Linked DNA regions of Homo sapiens: region 2 is linked to region 1. A link is a loop called in an ENCODE intact Hi-C map of the cell type or tissue named here. Cell type or tissue: CD4-positive, alpha-beta T cell. All regions are shown on one strand. Region 1 overlaps EPAS1 (endothelial PAS domain protein 1). Region 2 has its middle 58 kb from the start of EPAS1.

The links. A loop is a pair of places that touch in the nucleus more often than their neighbours do. Peaks named below come from ENCODE experiments on the same cell type or tissue, not always from the same donor. Only the 100,000 strongest peaks of a DNase experiment are listed, where the experiment ranks them.
Region 2: it touches region 1 in a loop (2.1-fold over the local background); 17 of 110 quality-filtered maps call a loop at or near these places.

The regions. Positions count from the first base shown.
Region 1 is chr2:46,302,213-46,307,212 of GRCh38, reverse strand. The region is part of intron 1 of EPAS1 (endothelial PAS domain protein 1); the gene reads right to left. Among named protein-coding and RNA genes, the nearest start is that of EPAS1, 7.3 kb to the right of the region's middle. In CD4-positive, alpha-beta T cell, no CTCF peak of the experiment used is centred here; a DNase peak (open chromatin) is centred at 2,422; H3K4me3 peaks cover 661 bases; H3K27me3 peaks cover 660 bases.
Region 2 is chr2:46,237,180-46,242,179 of GRCh38, reverse strand. No RefSeq gene overlaps it. Among named protein-coding and RNA genes, the nearest start is that of EPAS1, 58 kb to the left of the region's middle. RefSeq lists an enhancer at 2,453-2,502. In CD4-positive, alpha-beta T cell, no CTCF peak of the experiment used is centred here; DNase peaks (open chromatin) are centred at 2,209 and 2,889; H3K27ac peaks cover 1,223 bases.

The DNA.
Region 1 (5,000 bases):
AAATTAGCTTCGTTGACCTCAGCCAGCTCTGGAGTGAACGCTGCCATTCGAAAATAGCATCTGAGAACTCTTGGAAACACAGGAGAGAAATACAAGGGTACAGTGGTTTACAGAAACTTACTGCGAAAGCAATCTCACTGGAGTGCTTTTTTAACTAAATACACAGGAAAGGGGCATTATGAGGATTTACTCCAATCTGTGGAAAGTGAATTATATGCTTCTAGCTCCCATCCTGATTAATTCTATTAAGTGTGATTGTTTTCATTTAGAAAAATATTGCAGAGGTAATGTTCATAAAGAGAGTTTGTCAAATGACCCATGCTTTGACCCAAAATTTTGCTGTACTAACTTGCACAGTCCTATTATTTCTAGACACTCTCTAAAAACATTGTGTCTCATTTCCCCATATATTTGATATATGTGATTTTTAAAATCTTGTCTTGAAATGCAGAAGGAAGGATTCTCAAGCAGTTCCTCAAAAGGCACAATTTTCTGTTGTTTCTATGTGGAATTCATAAACAAAGCCAAGTAACCGAGTTTTTATGTGTGCTTAAAGGCACTCTTTCCTGCAACTGTGTGTGACGTATTTTTCCAGGACAATCTTTCTCAATACTCCAAAGTGCTTCAGTAACAGGAAGTCATAAAGGTAGGAAGGAGGCCTGTAAATATTTGCTGTAATTGCTCATTAGTAATGAGAATGGCTGGCATTGAATTTTGAGTCACCCTTTTGTGCTCATGGCTCATTACCTTGTAACTGGAGCCCAAGGTGGTACATATGGGCTTTCCCTCACCATGGACAACCAGGTCCACTTCTAGGTTTTACTTCAGACAGTGTGGCTTGTTTCTCTCAGCACCTCCATTTCCCAAATATAAAGGAAGGAAAGCATGCTGGTCTTCTTGCTCCCTGCCCCCTAACCAGAGGCAGTCAGGAAAAAACTTATACAAAGTAGTGACAGTATGCAAAGTTTTTATCAAAAGTGAAATGTGTGTATTTTTTTAATACTATACTAATACAACATCGAGAGACAGATAAATACTGTCTGGGTAGACACACAGCACAATGATTTAAATGATTACCAAAAAATAATCATATACTTTAATGGATGTATTTTAAACAACTTATAAAATGCTTCTGAACTTTCTCAGATTCAGCTCATGTGTCCTCTTATTCATAACAAGCCACTGACTCCCCTTAGTCACAGGCCAGCATCAGGGCACCTCGGACTAAAAATGAGACCAAAACACTCAACCCGTTACAGAATTGATTAACTTCTAAGAATACTATTGGCTGTACCCCCTGCTTCTGGGGGCAGCCTACAGGGCAATGGGGGTTACCTTCAGCACCACAATCATGAGTACAACATAATGGATCCACTTTCCTGCCCACGTGTTTGATTACACGGCCTAACCAGATAAAATCACTAATTTGTTAAGATTGCTACCACTTATCTCTTAGTTTTTTTAATAGGAGAGTTCCATGGCTGGGGATGGGGGGATAGTTCAAGAAGTCACTAGGGGTGTATGAGACACTTCTAACAATCCACTTCCATGGCTTTATAGAATTCACAAAACGTCAGATGAGTACATGGCAAATAAACATATGTTTCAATGGGGTCATTTTTCTCATTGACAAGACACCCTTTCTGAAATATTTTTCCACATGAGAAAAGGATCTGTTCACAGGATCATTATCTGGCATGGAAATTACTTATAACTTTAAAACTGAGGAATCTTTCCAAGTTCGGGGGAGTGGGGGCAGTGGGAAATGTGCCTCCTGGAAACATGTGGAACTTCTGGCAGTGATGTCATCTAGTAAGAGTTTTGCTGACGTACAAGTGGCCCCTGCAAACAGCCTAAGGCAGTCAAGCAAACAGGTATTTCTTAAGAAATTAGAAAAAACAAGGTCACTTAGAAGTGGATAACATTCTTGTCCATTCCACACCTGACTCTTCAGCTCCAGGTATCTCACAAAGGGTCTCGCCACTCTTCTTCACTTTATGCTTTCATCAGATCAGTTATGGGGCTTCCAACAGTGGGAACAGACAAGGGTCACCAAATTACACCCAACATCTACTTGAAAATTACAGATGCTATTAGGGGCATCCCATGGATGACCACCACATCGACTGTGATGCACAGTTGCCAACACGGCTTGCTTCTCTCTTGATTAAGGTATGTGTCAATGCAATTCTGTTTGGCAGCACTAGAAAAACTCAAGGTACCCTCTAGGTTCACAGTGCAGGGGCCAACAGTGTGATGGCTGTTAAGGCTCAGGGCTCATCAGCGAAAGGGCTCTATAGAAATGCAACATGCTATTATCACAACAATCATAGCTATTCTTTATCCCCCTATCCATTCTTTCCTTCCTGTGCTTGCAATTTCAAAAGATCAAAAGAGCCACAGGAAGTCCTGTGCATCTTGATGGTTCTTCAGAAGCCACAGAGGAAGAGCTTCTAACAGGTTCTCCTGCACAATGGAGTCCGAAGGCTGAAGTAATTATTGAAGTCTTGCCACCAGCGAAGGGTGGGATGTGGAAAGCTTTGAATTTCTTGGGGCAGGAGAGAACCACCTCTTGTCAGGGTCTAGGAAAACCCATGAAAAATAAGAAATTCAAGGAGTTCCATGTTGGCCTTTCAGATCTTCAATCCCTATCTGCTTGTGAGGTTTGATGCAAGTGATAAATCACAAAAAAGAAAAGTAATTATAATTACAAGGAAAACAACAAAGGCAGTTGTCATTTATAGAGCACTTATTGTGAGTCAGAAGCAGTATTAAATACTTTATAGATATCTTCAGTAAGGGAAGGGCGTATGGAACACCCATTGAGAGTATAGACTCTGGGGACCTCCTTTACTCAGGTTGAATGCAGCTCTGCCCATGCTACCTATACGACCTTGGGCAGTTAGCCCTTCTAGACTTCAGCTTTCCCATCAATGAAGTGGGGATAATAACAGGGCTTATCTCACAGGATTAAAAAGTTAATCCATGTAAAGTTCTGAGGACGGCACTGGCACAAATAAGACTGTCAGTTTTTTGTGTTGTCCTGATGCAAAATATAATTTCTATTAAGACCACATACATTCCTAGAACATGAAGGTCATCCAAATAACTGTTTGAGGATGATGGAACATTTGAGGATAAATTTGTTTTCACAGTCATTTTTCAGAAGCATTAATAAAATGAATCATACCAGTATTTACCCTGTGCAGGGCACTTGGCTTCCCGTCCTTCCAAGACTGAGGGCAGACATGTAGGTGGACGGACACGCCAGCCAGGGACAGGGAAGATTAAGCGGCACCTCAGAACCTTTACTAAATACACACACCTTCCTCCTCCCCATTCTTCACCACAGGGAGAGGCAATGGCAGTAAAACACAAGAACTGTCTGGGATCTGAACAGGAAGACTCTGAAACATAAGACAGTCACCAAATCAGACATCCAAGAGCAAGGGCTTGCCTTTTCCATATCCTAGAACCTTTGAAAGGCTATGGAGAGCTGAACAGACTTCCTTTAGAACAAGTTGCTTCTATACATAATGTCTTGCACACATTTTCAGAGATTTACACGCCAGCCTCTGAAACCCATTCACAAAGCCTGGTTAAGAAGCTCCCTCTCCCTTCTTGGCCTTCCTGGAGTCATAGCTGTCTCCACTGATATTCTCAGGGGAACAGAAATTACTACCCCTGTTGTCTGTGGAGCCCCACCAGCTCCCTTTCCATGTCCCCACCCAAAGCAAGTGTATAAAGAACAGCAAACATTCCATTTCAGGGGCCTTCCTGTGTATGGTGTCGAAGTACATGATAAGGGATACACCATAGGGAGCCTTGTGTGTTTTCTTTCCTCTCGTTAGCCCTCAAAGACTGCCTTCTCCCATTTGACCTTCCTTCTGAGCCAGTCTTTAAGCTGGTGGTCAGCACCTACTCTGTGTGGTTCCGGGGACACTAGGAACAAATTTCTCCACCTCTAAATACACATAATACTCTTAAATAATTGTGTGTGCTTATGTGTGTGTTGGGGAGGGGGGCGGTTATTACCTGAAATGCTACTCAGAGCTTATCTTTTGCTTCAAAATATTAGATTTCTACAGAAAAGCATGTAGGCTGTCAGCTCTTTATATTTTCTTTCTTTTCTTTCTTTCTTTGACGTTGTCTCGCTCTGTCACCCACGCTGGAGTGCAGTGGCACGATCTCGGCTCACTGCAACCTCCGCCTCCCGGGTTCAAGCGATTCTCCTGCCTCAGCCTCTTGAGTAGCTGGGACTACAGGCATACGCCACCACGCCTGGCTAATTTTTTGTATTTTTAGTAGAGATGGGGTTTCACCATATTGGCCAGGCTGGTCTCAAACTCCTGACCTCGTGATCTGCCTGCCTCGGCCTCTCAAAGTGCTGGGATTACAGGCATGAGTTACCACGCCCAACCCCTTATATTTTTACTTAAGCTTCCTTGTATCTCTTTTTTTTTTTTTTTTTTTTTTTTCCTAATCAGACTAAGCAACTTGATGACCAGGACCATATCCCCTATTTCTTAGTATTCTCTTCAGCATTTTAGCCAGAGTAGGAGTCGGTGTTGAATACAAGTTTGTCATCTTATGGATTATATCTTAGGGTGAATATCAGAGCTGGTGTCCATCATGTGAACAGGCAGCATGGTACTGGTGGGGAGAGGGGTGGAAGTACAGAGTACTAGGGCCCCAGGAGCTAATATTGCTAACTTGACAATATTGGTAAAAGCTAGACCTGTTAAGAACTACCAGCAATGGTTAGTACTGAAAGCAAAAGGGAAGATTCATCAGGCTAAAATAAAAAGGGAAACTAGCAGGTTGGCATAGGGCAGAACCAAGGAAAACAAAACAAAACCCCCAAAAAACTACTAGATTTCCTGAAAAGTGGAAAAGCCTAAATCTCAAGACAATTAATGACAGCAAGTATTTTCAAATGTAGGAGCCTAAAATCCTGGAGCACTGAGAATTATCTAATTGTTTCCTTCCATTTCTAAACA
Region 2 (5,000 bases), 65 kb after region 1:
TCAGATGAATCTGCAAAAATGGTGGGTCCTGTATTTCACCATTAACTAGCAAAACCAACAGAAAAACTCATAAAGAATAGTTTAAGAATCCTTCCTGCTGGTGTGCTCTCCTCACAATAGACTTTTGCAAATGGAGTTTTACAGTCTATATATTAAAAACGGCATAACAAAGTAGGCAGAAAAGTGAATGAGAAGCAAACAGGTGCACAACGAAATTTTGATGGTCTGGGTATGCTCATTATCTTGAATGTGGTGATGATTCCATGGGTGTAAGCATATGTCAAAACTAACAGATTGTGCTCTTCATTATCTGCAGTTTATTGTATGCCAGGCATACCTCCATAAAGCTGGTAAATACTGGCCTGTGTTCATAATTGGAAGCTGGATGATGGGTATATGGGAGTTCATTATCCTATTCTGTATGCTTTGTTTAACATTTTTTCAGTTAAAAAGAAAAAAAAATCCATAATTGTGATGGTCTGAAAATATGTTTACAAATTTGGTGATATGCCTCCCTTGCACAGGTGAAGTCTAATTCCCTTCTGCCCTTGAGTGTGGGCTGTACTTAGTGACAGCTGCTAATGAATAGGAAAGAGTGGAAGTGATGGTGTGTAATTCAAAGATGAGGTCATAAAAGGCAGTGTAGCTTCCTCCTTGCCCTGCCCTTCTCGAATTACTCACTTTGAAAGAAGCCAACTACCATGTTGTGAGGACACTCAAATAGCCCATATAGTAAGGAACTGCAGTCTCAGCTAACAGCCAGTGCAGAACGGAGTCCTTCTGCCAACAGTCATGGGCATGAACTTAGAAATGAATTCTCCAGCACAGTCAAGACTTCAGATTACAGTGCAGCCCCTACTGACATCTTGACTGCAATCCCATGAGAGATCCAAGTCAGAATCACCCAGCTAAGCCATTCCAGAATTCTTAATCCTGAGGAACTATGAGATAATAAATATTTGTTGTTTTAAGCCACTATATTTTGGCATAATTTGTTAGGCAGCAATAGATAACTTACATGCGAACATAAAAATTATTCAAAGGATAGGCAGAAAGATCATCCATATAAAACATGCTGGGCCATTTTAACAAAGTCAAAAGTTCCATTCAAGTACCAGCCTCTACAGCAGTATATCCTGGTTTCTCCAGCCCTTATTGCTGTCCTCTTTTATAAGCCGCTACAGACCTTGCTGTCTGGCCTGTGCAGTTTGTCTACACTGCCCTGGACTGTGGCAAGGCACAATCTTGTCTCTTCAGAGCCAGTCTTATAACCAAGACCAACCTTGTATCTCAAAAGAGGCTTGAAGATTCCAAAGGCCATCCTCTGCTTCCCTCATGACACAGAACACAGGGCAAAATTATGGACTTCAGTACCTTTTTTCCCAATTTTTTTTTATTATGGTAAAATACATACACATAAAATTACTATCTTATCCATTTTTAAGTGTACAGGTTAGTGATATTAAAGATGTTCATAATATTGTTTAATCATCACTAATATCTATCCCATAACTTTTCCATAAAACAGAAACCCTGTACCCATTAAATGAAACTGCATCCCCTACTTCCCCCAATCCCTGGAAGCCACCCATCTACTTTCTGTCTCTATGATTTTGACGACTCTGAGTACCTCATATTAGTGAGATAGTACATATTTGGGTTTTTTTGGTGAGAAAATAAATACTTTTTGATAGAAGTCAAGGAATCCAAACAGTACCATTCTCTACCTCATTCAAATTAGGGAAAGATTAGAAGTTTCTCTTGAGAGTGCTATCTCACTCCAGAGAATGATGGACTCAAAAATAAACAAGCATCAGAGGTAAGAGTCATTATCTCTGTTTTACAGATGAGGAAACTGAGCCTCAGAGATGTGAAATAACATTCCCAGGTTCACACACCTAGAAGTCAGTAGTGTCAACATTAGATGTCAGGTCTATCTTGAGAGGGTACCTCTATGTTTATGAGGAGCCCATGCCAGGGCCCAGCCTCTATCCACTGTAGAGGGAGATGGAAACCATCATGTTACAAAATAGTGGGCACATTACCCCAAGGATAACCTTTCAGATCCCCCGAGCCTTCTCCCCTGTCAACCGCCAGCTCCTTCCTCTGTGTTGCCTTCCCAGACTCCTCTGGCTCACCATGCCCTCCCCTCCTGAACTTAGCACAGCACTGCTGCTACCCAGCACCGCTTTCTGAATGTATCACCCATTTCCGGTGTGAGCAGACTGTGTGTATCTAGCTCACCTATGCATAGGGCAGGAAATGCATCTCAAAGCCTTCCCACTCAGTGTCTGGTGCTTGCCATGTCCTTGATTATTTGCTAAATTGCAGAGAATTGTGATCCCATAGCTGCTATTACTGAGCCTCTCAGATGCTAGGACTTGGGCAGCTGATTTCAGGTGAGCTGAGGCATCACAGCCCAGATCCTGTGGCACCTGTCAGGCACCTCTAAGGTGACTCCCAGGCCCGGACCATCCAACCAGGCTGCCCTCAGGAGGTCAGCTCCACCTGGTCCAGGCCTCTGTGGGAATGGGGTTTCTGAACATACTGCAAGGACAACAAAGCTTTATACTCTAGCCACAGAAGAAGCAGGAGGTCCTCCTCCTACCTACTTCCTATCCATCGAGGCCTGTAAAGCCTAGTGCCCTGGGGGAGTCAGAGTAGGAGGGCTGGCAAAGACCTGGGGCTTCAGGAGGAGGGAGGGAGCAGCCCTCTCTACTTCTGTCCTCAAGGGTGCAGAAGCTTCTTTGGCATAGCCAGGCCAGAGGGCCACAGCTGCCCACAGTTTCTCCTCCCAAATCAGGAAATTCTCTACAAGAATCACTGCTCTTCTAGGTCACACCGTGACCTCGTGGCCCGGGAGACAGACTGGGAAGTAGCTGTGGGCAGAAGGATGATTCATCATCACCATCATCACCACCATCACTACCATCATGATCATCATCCTCACCACCATTACCATATCACCATCATCACCACCACCACCTTCTAGGCATAAGGAACTGAAGAAACAAATGGCTGAAAGACATAGTACTTACTTTCAGAAACATACAATTTAGCCAGGGAGTGTATTAGTCCATTTTCATACTGCTGTAAAGAACTACCTGAGACTGGGAAGTTTATAAAAAAAAAGGTTTAATTGACTCACAGTTCCACATGGCTTAGGAGGCCTCAGGAAACTTAAACAATCATGGCAGAAGGTCAAGTGGAAGCAAGGCATGTCTTACATGGTGGCAGGAGGCAGGGTGGATGGGGACTGCCAAGCACTTTTAAACCATCAGATCTTGTGAGGACTCACAATCACAAGATCAGCATGGAGGAAATCTACCCCCATGATACAATCACCTCCCACCAGGTCCTTCCCTTAATAGTTGGGGATTATAATTTGAGATGAGATTTGGTGGGGACACAGAGACAAACCATATCAGGGAGGTAGCTACAATGTTACAAAATTTTCATTTTAGTATAGATTTTTAAGACAATGGCTTGGGGTTATGAGTTCAGATCACAGCTGTGCCCAGAGGGCCACAGGTGTTCAGAGCGGGAGTGCTGATTGTGAGCCCTGGGGTCAGGGGCTGACCCAAGGATGTGAGTGCAGGAGCCCAAGGGTCAGGCAGAGTCCAATCCCAACTACCTTGAAGGCTAGTGAGGCACCATGACCTTGGGCAAGTGCTTGAACATTTCTGGGCCTTGGTTTCCTTGCCTCTAAAACTAGGACAATAATAATAATACCCATTTCATGACATCGTTGTGAGGATTGAGATTGTGTGTATAACAGGCATGTGTACAGCAATATGTGCAATCCATGTTTCCACACACGCCTGGGTGCAGTGAGTGTTTATAGAAGGGGGCTGCTGCTGCTATTTATAGGAGAGGTGGCCCTCAGTCTTGACGGATGGAAGAGCATGCCCCAAGGGTAACAGCCTGAGCAAAGGTGCAGAGGCAAGACTGGGCAAAACTTATTTAGCAAAAAACAAAGAAGTTTATCCTGTTCCACATGGGTAGGAGGTCAGCAGAGGTTAGGGAACTAGCCAGGGTCTCCCAGAGACTCCGAGGCAGAAGGAACCTAGGCCCTCTGTGTTATGGCTATGTCCTTTTCCCTGTTCCACACTGCCCCACGTGGGGTTCAGTCTTTTCTTAGAAAGAATGAAGAAGTGGAAACAGGTTGCAGGAGGACGGGACCCAGCTTTGGTCTGGCTGTACCAGTGGCTCGACTCCCCTCTGCTGTATGAGTTCCTGAGGCTGTGGAGTGTGTGGTGGTGGGGGGTTGGCGGGAGACAGCAAGAAAGATTTCAGAGAACATGGGGTTCAGTTGGGGAACACGGAACAACTAGGGAAGATGAGGTGGCCATCCAAGAACAGATCTGCAGGCTGCTGAGGAAATGGCTGTCAGAGCTGGAGGTGCACACATATACACTTATACTACATGTAAGTCCCCACCCCCACAGACACAGGTCCAAAGAGGAGCACAAGAGGGAGGGACATGTGCACACAGAGGTGCAACAGACCTCACAGACTCACATAGGCTGAAATAGACACAGTCAGCACACAGGTGCACAGACACACCCCAAGCTGGAGGTCTACCTGCCAAGGGTAGGTAAGAGATTTCCTGGGCTGCTTTTTTAGATGTATGTTTGTTCAATGCACAAAGGTGCCTGGCTTAGCCGGGGTGGGGTGAACGGAGGATAAAGTTCACCCCCACCTCTATTTCCCAAGCTTTGCATCTTAATTTGGGGCTGTGCCTGCTAGGAGGAAAACACTCTTTTTCTCTGCACAAAAGCATCATTTGCTCATCAAGCCATTCAGCCACAGATCTGCATCTACCCAACGGTACCTGTTTCTAATTTGCACAGATGCCCAATGGGCTAGTGATGGCCCTGCATCTGCCCTGTTCACACTGAATTCCTAGCAGTTAGCACCATGTCTGGTAGGTGTTCAAGAAATATTTGCTGAATGAATTGAAGGTATATCTAGAGGGTAGACCCAAATGCATACACAGA